Regions from separate parts of the Homo sapiens genome. Here region 2 is linked to region 1. Evidence: read pairs that join two places in POLR2A ChIA-PET (ENCODE). Cell type or tissue: OCI-LY7. All regions are shown on one strand. Each heading gives the region's core, and the rest is flanking DNA. Links, peaks and the distances in the headings are about the cores only.

Evidence for each region. Peaks named below come from ENCODE experiments on the same cell type or tissue, not always from the same donor. Only the 100,000 strongest peaks of a DNase experiment are listed, where the experiment ranks them.
Region 2: POLR2A ChIA-PET joins it to region 1 with 14 read pairs; 2 of 35 experiments call an interaction of 5 or more read pairs at or near these places.

The regions. Positions count from the first base shown.
Region 1 is chr2:38,299,397-38,304,771 of GRCh38, reverse strand. It overlaps ATL2 (atlastin GTPase 2), which reads left to right. Exons shown (of 13, transcript NM_001135673.4): 10 at 4,444-4,500. Among named protein-coding and RNA genes, the nearest start is that of ATL2, 75 kb to the left of the region's middle. In OCI-LY7, for the core only: no CTCF peak of the experiment used is centred there; a DNase peak (open chromatin) is centred at 3,251; H3K4me3 peaks cover 1,034 bases; H3K27ac peaks cover 1,479 bases.
Region 2 is chr2:38,415,711-38,421,085 of GRCh38, reverse strand. No RefSeq gene overlaps it. Among named protein-coding and RNA genes, the nearest start is that of LINC01883, 13 kb to the left of the region's middle. In OCI-LY7, for the core only: no CTCF peak of the experiment used is centred there; DNase peaks (open chromatin) are centred at 2,605, 4,245 and 5,115; H3K4me3 peaks cover 962 bases; H3K27ac peaks cover 3,122 bases.

The DNA of each region.
Region 1 (5,375 bases), core at 293-5,292:
GGTTACCATGAGGTTTGCAACTATAATATATTTATTTTAAACTGATAACACTGATTGCCTAAACAAACTAAATAACAAGGAAAGAGAAAACTAATAAAAATTCTACACTTTAACTTCATCCCCCCACTTTTTAAACTTTTCGTTGTTTCTATTGATAGTATACCGTCTATGTCTGGAAAAGTTGTGGTTGTTAATTAATATTTTTTATAGGTTCGTCTTTTAGTCTTTCTACTCAGGATATGAGTTGTTTACACACCACAATTATTGTTAATAATATTCTGTTTTTCTGTGTGTTTACTATTCCCAGTGAGTTTTGGACCTTCAAATCATTTCTTATTGCTCATTAAAATCCTTTTCTTTCAGATTGAAGAACTCTCTTTAACATTTATTGTAGGACAGGTCTGATGTTGATAAAATTCCTCAGCTTTTGTTTGAGGAAGTCTTTATTTCTCCTTCATGTTTGAAGTATTTTCACTGGATATACTATTCTAGGAAAAATGTTTTTTTTCTTCAGCACTTTATGTCATGCTACTCTCTCCTGGCCTGTAAGGTTTCCGCTGAGAAGTCTACTCCCAGATGTGTTGGAACTCTTTTGTATGTTGTTTGTTTCTTTTCTGTTGATGCATTTAGAATCCATTCGTGCTTCTTGTTGTTGTTGTGGTGGTGGTTTAATAGAAATGGGGCCTTGCTGTGTTTAACAGGCTGGTCTCCAACTCCTGGCCTCAAGTGATCCTCCCATCTCAGCCTGCCAAGGTGCTGAGATTACAGGTGTGAGCCACCGTGCCTGGCCTGTTGTTGTTTTTAACAGAGACGTCATTTCTCTACGTTGTCCAGGCTGGTCTTGAACTCCAGGGTCAGGCAGTTCCCCCACCTTGACCTCCCAAAGTGCTGGGATTACAGGCATGAGCCACCACGCCCAGCCAGGATCCATTCTTTACCGTTGACCTTTGGGAGTTTGCTTGTTACATGTCTTGAGGTAGTCTTATTTGGGTCAAGTCTGCTTGGTGTTCTATAATCTTTTGTTCTTAAATATTGGTATCTAGGTTTGGGTAGTTCTTTGTTATTGCTTTGTATAAACTTTCTACCGCTGTCTCTTTAGCTACTCCTCTTTAAGGCAATGAACTCTTAGATTTGCCCTTTTGGGGCTATTTTCTAGATCTTGTAGGCATGCTTCATTCTTTTTCATTCTTTTTTCTTTTGTCTCAGCTGTGTATTTTCAAATAGCCTGTCTCCAAGCTGACTAATTCTTCTGCTTGTTCAGGTCTTGTGTTAAGCTCTGAGGCTGGGTGAGGTGGCTCATGCCTGTAATCCTAGCACTTTGGGAGGCTGAGGTGGGCAGATCACTTGAGACCAGTCTGGGCAACATGGTGAAACCTTGTCTCTACAAAAAATACAAAAATTAGCCAGGCATGATGGCGCACGCGTGTAGTCCCAGCTACTTGGGACACTGAGGTAGGAGGATCCTTTGAGCCTGGGATGCAGAGGTTGCAGTGAGCCAGGATTGCACCATTGCACTCCAGTCTGGGAGACAGAGCAAAACCCTGTCTCAAAAAAATAAAATAAAAAAGAGGTTTGGATGCATTCTTCAGTATGTCAGTTGCATTTTTCGGATCCAGGATTTCTGCTTTATTCTTTATAATTATTTCAGTCTCTTTGTTCACTTTATCTGAAAGGATTCTGAATTCCTTCTCTGTGTTATCTTGAATTTCTTTGAGTTTCCTCAAAACTGCTATTTTGAATTCTCTGAAAGGTCAGTTATCTCTGTCTCTCCAGGATTGGTCACTGGTGCTTTATTTCAGTTTGTTTAGTGAGGTCATGTTTTCTTGGATGGTCTTGATGCTTGTGAATATTTGTTGGTGTCTGGACATTGAAGAGTTAGGTATTTGTTATAGTCTTTGCAGTCTGGGCTTGTTTGTACCTGTCATCCTTGGGAAGGCTTTCTAACTATTTGAAGGGACTTGGGTGTTGTGATCTTGGTCACTGCAGCTGTATCTGCATTAGGGACATTTCAAGCCCATAATGCTGTGGCTCTTGCAGATTTGTAGAGGTACTGCCTTGGTGCTCTTCGGTAAGATCCAGGAGAATTCCCTGGATTACCAGGCAGAGACTCTTGTTCTCTTCCATTACATTCTCCCAAACAAATGGAGTCTCTGTCTCTGTGCTGAGCTGCCTGGAGCTGGGGGAGGGGGTGACACAAGCACCATTGTGGCCACCATCCCTGGGACTTCACTGGGTCAGACCTGAAGGCAGCACAGCAATGGGTCTTGCCCAAGGCCCATTGTGACTATTGTGTGGTTATTGCCTGTGGTCAGTCAAGGCCCAGAGGTTCTACAATCAGCAGGTGGCAAATCTAGCAAGTTCCCTCTGGCCTTGGGTGGGTCCAGAGATGCTCTCTGGTGATCCGCCTGCCTTGGCCTCCCAAATTGCTGGGATTACAGGTGTGAGCCATCACACCTGGCCTTTGTCTCCTTTACTCAAGCAGGAGACTCTCCTCATAGCCACAACATCTGGGAATGTGCTGGGTCACACCTGAAGCCAGCACATTTCTGAATCTCACCCAAGGCCCATAGTGAGTACTGCCTGGCTACCACTACTGCTTATTCAGAGCCCAGAGGCTCTTGAGTCAGCACGTGATGAACCCTGCCAGGACTTGGTCATACCCCTCAAGACAGTGGGTTCCCTTCCAGCCCAGGGTGTGTTTAGAAATCTTGTCTGGGAACTGGGGACTGAAATTGGGGCCTTAGGGCTCTGCCTTATGCCGCATTCTACTTTGGCTGAGCTGGTATCCAAATTGCAAGACAAAGTCCTCTTTACTCTCCCCTCTCCTCTCCTCACGCAGAAGGAAAGACTCTCTCTCAGAGCTGTGAACTACACTGCCTGAGCTTGTGTAGGGGGAGTGACACTAGCAGTCCCTTGGCTGCCCCAGCTGGAGTCTTACTATATCATATGCACCCCAGGTCCACTGGCTCTGAGCCCAGCCCAGCACCAGGACCTGCCCAGGAATTGCAGTCCTTGTGGCCTAGATGGCCTTTCAAGTTTATTCAGGACCTCAGAGCACTGTAGCCCATGGTGGCAGGACTGGCTGCCTAGGGCTGGTCTAAATTCTTCCTCCATGGGTGCTGGCTGAGTTCTTTCCACTGTGGCAGGGCAGCGCTGAGTTTCAATGCAAAAATTCCACAGTCACTGCTTTCGACTTCCCTAAGCACATAGATTGTCTCTCCACACCATGTGGTTGCTGCTGAGAGGATGGGGGAGGGGTGGTGTAGGTGATTCAAGACTGTTTTTCACATCCTCTTCAGTGCCTCTTTCAGTGATCTGAAGTTAAAACCAGGTACTGTGATTGCTCACCTGATTTTTGGTTCTTATGAAGGTGGTTTTTTATGTAGATAGTTGTCAATTTGATATTCCTTGGAGGTGGTGATCACTGGAGGCTTCTATTTGGCCATCTTGCTCTGCCTCCTTCCCAGTTATGAATGAATCTTGTCAGTGGAAAGTTGAGATGAGCCAGGCACGGTGGCTTATGCCTGTAATCCCAGCACTTTGGGAGGCTAAAGTGGGCGAATCACCTGAGGTCGGGAGTTCGAGACCAGCCTGGCCAACGTGGTGAAACCCCGTCTCTCCTAAAAATACGAAATTAGCTGGATGTGGTGGCGCATGCCTGTAATCCCAGCTACTCGGGAGGCTGAGGCAGGACAGTTGCTTGAACCCAGGAGGCGGAGGTTGTGGTGAGCTGAGGTCGTGCCGTTGCACTCCAGCCTGGGCAATAAGAGCGAAATTCCTTCTCAAAAAAAAAAAAGAAAGTTGAGATGAAAGACCCTATATGGACTTCTAACAAACTCTTATCTTTTCCTTCTTACTCTTAAACCACAAATTAGTTTTTTTTTTTTTTTTCCTTCTTGAGCTGAAATACAATTTAAGCTGGTCAAAGTAAAATACTGGATAAAATTGTTTCTTCAGCTGGATGTGGTGGCACACACCTTGTAGTTTCAGCCACTTGGAAAACTGAGGCAGGAGGATCACTTGAGCCCAGGAATTCGAGGTTGCAGTAAGCTGTGATCATCCCACTGCACTCCAGCCTCAGTGTCAGTGTGAGACCCCATCTCTAAAGAAAGAGAAAAAAAAGTTTTTTAAAAATATTAAAACACTGGCAATAGGGGGTAATTGTGAATTTCTTTTCATAAAGAAGATGGCATTTTATATCTAACTTTGAGTTATAACTTTTATGTTATATTTGTTATAGAAATACCTAGGATATTATTTAGCAGCATATAATTTAATAATATTGAGAATAGGGTTAACTTTGTTGGAATAAGGTGATTTTTAAAGCCTAGAATTTACTTTTAATGGTGTTAATTATTTTTATATTTAATGACTTTTCTTTCTTTGGGGATGTGGAGCCAAATTGCATAATCCGTCAGTCTAACAAATCTTCTCCCTTTTTAGGCTTACATCAAAATCTATCAAGGAGAAGAACTTCCACATCCAAAGTCCATGCTTCAGGTAGAGAGAGAGAGAGTGATATGTGTTGTACATATACTTATTTATGAGGGAGAATAAAAATCTTTGCTTTAGAGAGAAATGCTGAAAATGGGGGGTGCTTTTTTGCATGCAAACACATTTTGCTTAAGGCCGTATGTGTCGTGGGTCCTAAGGTTTCATACAATTTTTTTTTTGTAACTGCAGATTGTAGGCCTTCCATGTGTCCAGGCCACCAGAAATAAGAGTCCTCAGTACCTTCTCTTCAGATGCTCAAAGTATAGGAAAATTTCTATTTGATAAGATGGCTTGATGTGGGCCTCTCTGAACTAAGCTGCTTCTATTCTGAGTCTTTGACAATGAATGTTGTTTGGAATAAGTCTTATTTTTATTTGGTGTTAATGATTTAGAGCTACTTCTAGTGAATATAGTCTCACTTCTTTTTCTGTCTTTCAAATGGTGGTCTTTTGGGACAGTGTCATTTTACCCCATTCATATTTTAAAACATTTACTACTTTAGGCTATTTTTCCATTTTATAGTAGATTAAACAGTATTTGCCGATAAAACTTCGTGCAGTAAGGTTTGTGGGTTTGAAAATGTCTTGTATAATACTGATTATGAGAGAGAGAACCATATGGGTAATTCTCGATTCCTAACACCTGGAGATCCACATATTTTAGGGTTATATCTATTTATCTTTATCCATTTCCTGAGCATATGTGGTGTTTTCTGCAGACACACTTTAACATCAACCTAAGCAAAACAAAATCAGGCAGGCAGTCCTATTAGAACCACTTACCATTATATCCTTTATACCAACGTTCCCTTGCATAGGAAAGAAAAACTGGAAGTTACTTTCTCTGGTTCATTTTCAGACTTGTTTATTGTACATAACTTA
Region 2 (5,375 bases), core at 308-5,307, 120 kb before region 1:
AGTTATTTTGCTCCCTGCTCAAGTTCAAGGCTCCCATATCCTTAGATCAGTTCCAAGAGTCTACAGGAAGCTGCTGGCTCAGAAAACCAATGGTTCTGCATAAAGAGATATCCGTGGCTCTGCTAAGGTTTGGATCGGGCATTGGGAGCCCCATCTGGGTGAGTGCCATGGGCCCCTGTCTCTGAGTCAGTCTTTCCCAACTTCTTGTTTGTTTGTTTGTTTTTGAGACGGAGTCTTGCTCTGTCGCCCAGGCTGGAGTGCAGCCGCGCGATCTCTGCTCACTGCAAGCTCCGCCTCCTGGGTTCACGCCATTCTCTTGCGTCAGCCTCCCGAGTAGCTGGGACTACAGGCGCCCGCCAGCATGCCCGGCTAATTTTTTGCATTTTTAGTAGAGACGGGGTTTCACCTTGTTAGCCAGGATGGTCTCGATTTCCTGACCTCGTGATCCGCCCGCCTCGGCCTCCCAAAGTGCTGGGATTACAGGCATGAGCCACCGCGCCCGGCCTCTTTCCCAACTTCTTGTAGCCTGATTCTGAAATCTGCAGCTCATCAGCCCACCCTTGAATGATCTCTCCCTTGAATGATGACCCTGGATTTGACCTAGATCCTCACAGTTTGTCTGCAAAGCCCATACCTATCTCTTTAATGGAAGGAGATAGAGCACTAGTTATCTCCAGATCCCTCGGGGTAAGAGTCTAGGGGAGCAAGCACCCGTCTGGGTAATGAATATTTCCTTCCTGCCTCACATTTTATTCCCCTTCATGAGGAATTTCTTGTGTGTCCTTTTTGATGATTAAAAATTATGTCTTGGCCAGGGGCAGTGGCTCACACCTGTAATCCCAGTGCTTTGGGAGGCTGAGCCAGGAGGATTGGTTGAGGCCAGGAGTTTGAAAACAGCCTGGCCAACATAGCAAGACTCTGTCTTTATCTTTTTTTTTTTTGAGACGAAGCTTGCTGTGTCAACCAGGCTGGAGTGCAGTGGCATGATCTCGGCTCACTGCAACATCCACCTCCTGGGTTCAAGCAATTCTCCTGCTTTGGCCTTCTGAGTAGCTGGGATTACTGGCAAGCGCCACATGCCCAGCTAATTTTTGTATTTTTAGTAGAGATGGGGTTTCACCATGTTGCTCAGGCTGGTGTTGAATTCCTGACCTCATGATCTGCCTGCCTCGGCCTCCCAAAGTGATGGGATTACAGGCATGAGCCACGATGCCCAGCCTATCTTTTTTAATTTTTAAAAATTATGTCTCTCTTATGGATGGCAGTCTTGCTGTTATGATGATCCTTTTCGGGATCTTTGGTCTTTGTGAGATGTGGAAGTAAACCTGCATGCCATACATGGGAGTGCTAAAGGGCAATGAATGATTAATTCATTTTAAAGCCACAAACTGAGTACGAGGTGAGACAGAAGCAGGCTGTAAATCCCTTTACTCCTAAACTCTGCCTCTCTCTAAACTGACAGACAACATTGGAGAGCTCTTTGATTCCTCTATTTAGCCAGCACAAAGAACTAGCTATAAATCTCCTGCAGGTAGAAGGTGCCAAGAGAATGAAAGTGACACGATGCTACTGTTCATTCTTTTCTCGTCTTTTGGTGTCCTTCCTAACACCCAAAGCTAAAGATTCTGAGAAGACACTAGGGTGGTTGGTCACAGTGTAGGGTATCACAAAACAGTCAGCTCTTCCACCTTCACCCTCCCAAATGTACTTGTTCCTAATGTACTTAGAACTCTTAACCGTGGACTTTGGGGCACAGGATGGGTCTCAGACCAAGTTGCTGGCTGAGGAACATATATATACACCCATCTCCACCATAGACTGAGCTGCAAGGGGTTTTGGAGGCTTATGGCTCTTTGACTATGTTTGAAAGTGAACCAGACAGTCTTCAACATAGGAAATAAATGGCACTCTTCTTATCATTCTACGTCTCAGGTTGGGTGCCCTAGAAGCTGATCCCCAGGTGAGGGTTCAGGTGCACATGTTAATGGGGCAGCGGTGTAGCAGAAAGGGGTGTGTGAAACAGGATGAGACATGGGAAGGAACCAAGCAAGAATGTGATCCCAGATGGAGTCTAGCTTCAGTCTGGCCCCTAAGGACATGACTTGCACCACAGAGTTGCTCTGACCTTCAGACAGGGGTGCAGCCTTGTGTATAGGGGATCACTCCCCGTCAATCAGGAGTTGGTTGGCTATCCTGGATGGGAGTGGTGGTGTACACTCCAGGATGAGGGCCTCTTGTGCAGCTGAGGGCATTCTCTGGAGAAGAGGCCAGCTGTGAGCCCTTTGCAGCCATCAAGGAGAGGCACCAACAGAGTTCACCTGTGACATGAGGAGCCATAGGACCAACACAGGCCATTGGGCAGAGCTGAGATCATAGAGACACCTGTCGTAATTTGGCTTCCTAGAATTAGGCTGAGGAGGTATACTTTTATTAAGAGGTGGATCTAGGTTTTGTGTGGCCTGAAATTGTAATTCGGGGAGCCCTTTTTAAGGACAAGAACACAAAACCGTGAATTCAAAATTAGGTTCACAACCTGTGCAAGTGGCAGGCTCTGAAGCTGAAGCTTTGTGAGCTTCATCTGCCTCTGGGTGTTTCAGTTCCTTTGGCCAGAAGAAAAAAATGAGGTTGAGAGCTTAAGTGAAATTGCCCAAAGACATCAATTAAAGAGGTGGCTGGAGATAGAGCCTGATTCTTTTGGTTCATAGTCCAACACCTCCTCTGTTATAGCACGAGCCATACCCACTGCAGAGGACTGCTGGGAGGGCTAGAAGATAATAAACAAGAACATGCTTTGTAAGCTGTCCCTGAAGTGCCACGTGGCTATAAGGCATTATGATTAAATGGGCAATTGATCTGTGAGGTGGGATGTTTCCAACTTGAATAATTTGGTCAAAGGAGATATATTTTTTATCTCCGGAGTTTTCCACACTGGCTTGCTAGGTTTGTACAATTTTTTTCCCTTTTTTTCACATTCCTAGTTTGATTCAAAGTTGCAAGCTTCCAAAATTGGCATAAGTCATAAAATAATAAATCTCTCAGGCTTGCAGCTACTTGCCTCAGCATGAAAATAGAAAATGGAGGCTTTGTCATAGAAAACAAGAGCATTCTTCCTTATTCTCTCAGAATGAATCGTTGATGAGCAGTCAACCATTCTTAAGAGGCAAGGCTGAGCAGATAAGAAAGGGTGCTCTCCGGAATTTATGGTGCAGAGCAATGATAGAATGGATTCCTACAAACATTTCTCTGTCCAAAAATTGTTGGCAGCTGGCACAGCTAACTCTTAAGTTCTGGATGCTACAGTTTCTACCCAGTAAGTTCTCCCTCACCCAAGTTTTTATTAACAATGGGTTGGGGAGGTTTCACTTACCTGCTAAAGGTAAGTGGATGTTACTTAGTTGGGATTAAGTTGCCCCTTGCCTTCTTCCCTGCAGACTGGACAGCAATATTGAATTGTTGGACAGTAGCACACTGGAAGAGCTGAACAGCATTACTGAAAAACGCCCTTCTTTCAGAGAACTTTTGTTCACTCTGTCGAAGATGAGGTCCAAGACTCTAGGACTTCAGCATCTGTGCTGGTAGACAGTGCTTATGCTAACCTCCTCTCCTATGAGGGAATCCCTTGTGGAATGTGTCAGGGAGGGGGTCAGTCAGCCACCAATGGAACCCTCCCACTGCCAGGGACTCACTTCTTCCTGACACCTACCTCATTGTTGGGGACTCAGGACAGCTTTTCTTACTCTGCCCTGAAATCTGCCTCCCTTTTATTTTTACCTATTGATATTTCTACCCAGTAAGAGTTATTCTGTGTTAGGCCAGGCGTGGTGGCTCACACCTGTAATCCCAACACTTTGGGAGGCTGAGGTGGGCAGATCACCTGAGGTAAGGAGTTGGAGACCAGCCTGGCAAACATGATGAAACCACGTCTCTAATAAAAATACAAAAATTAGCCAGGTGTGGTGGTGTGCACCTGTAGTCCCAGCTACTGAGGAGTCTGAGGCAGGAGAATCGCTTGAACCTGGGAAGCAGAGGTTGCAGTGAGCCAAAACTGTGCCACTGCACTCCAGCCTGGGCGACAAGAGTGAAACTCTGTCTCAAAAATTAAAAAAAAAAAAAAAAAAAAAGGAGTAGTCATTCTGTGTTACTGAATTTTAGGGAGTAAGACCAAAGACTTCTTCTTGCTTCCTTTTTATACCTTGCAGAAATCATCACACTTGCAATGCTTTTTCACATCTGGTTTTCTTGCTATGCTGTGCAGGCACATTTGACTTCTTTCTAGCTGCTCTCCCATGGCTAGCAAGTGTCTGGCCCATGTTTGGTGTCTGAGAAATGTGTGAGAAATGAATGAATGAGTGAATGAACAAAATCCATTTCTACTACATTACAGCTTTTCAAATATTGAGAGAGTTGTTAGATTGTTTCTCCTATTCTCCATCTTTTTTTTCCAACAAACTAATTACTCTTCAACAGTTCCTTGCATTTTCAGACCCACTTTGTCTTGTCAACTTCCTTTGCCAGTATTAATTCGTATTAAATTGTGGCTTTGGCCAGGCGTGGTGGCTCATGCCTGTAATCCCAGCACTTTGGGAAGCCGAGGCGGGTGAATCACTTGAGGTCAGGAGTTCAAGTACAGGCTGGCCAACATGGGAAACCCTTGTCTCCACTAAAAATTTAAAAAATTAGCCAGGCGTGGTGGCAGGCACCTGTAATCCCAGCTACTAGGGATGCTGAGACACGAGAATTACTTGAACCCAGGAAGCAGAGGTTGCAGTGAGCCGAGATCACGCCACTACACTCCAGCCTGGGTGATGGAGCAAGACTCCGTCAAAAAAAAAAAAAAAAATGTGGCTTTTACAAGTGTTCACAACACCCCAGACAAGGTGTCACTGGGGTGGAGTAGCGTGGGATCATCTTGTGGACACCATGAGCCTTTTATTTAAAGAAGGCTCCATGAATTCCTTCCAATATTTTTATGACTGTTCCTACTCAGACAAAGAAGGATGTCATGTCACTGGATTTGGAGCCAGAACGTAGCTGAGTGTACATTTGAGTTCTGCCACTTGCACCTGTGCTCTTGTGTAATTTGTCCTTTTTGCATTTTAGATTCAGCAGCTGTAAACTGAAGCTAATTCTACAAATCCTTTGTGAAGGTGGACCAAAATAACATATGTAAAGTCCCTGACACATTTCCTGACCTGTGCATAGTAGACACTCAATACATGGGCGCTATAACTATGTTTCATGATCTCTGATTGGGGTAATATCAAGGGAGTCAGTTAGATTAAGGCTATATTCACATTTAATTAGAGTACACAATAGTTAAAGTATGCTAATAAAGAGACCCCTAGAGCTTTGGATATGAAAAAAATCAATGCATA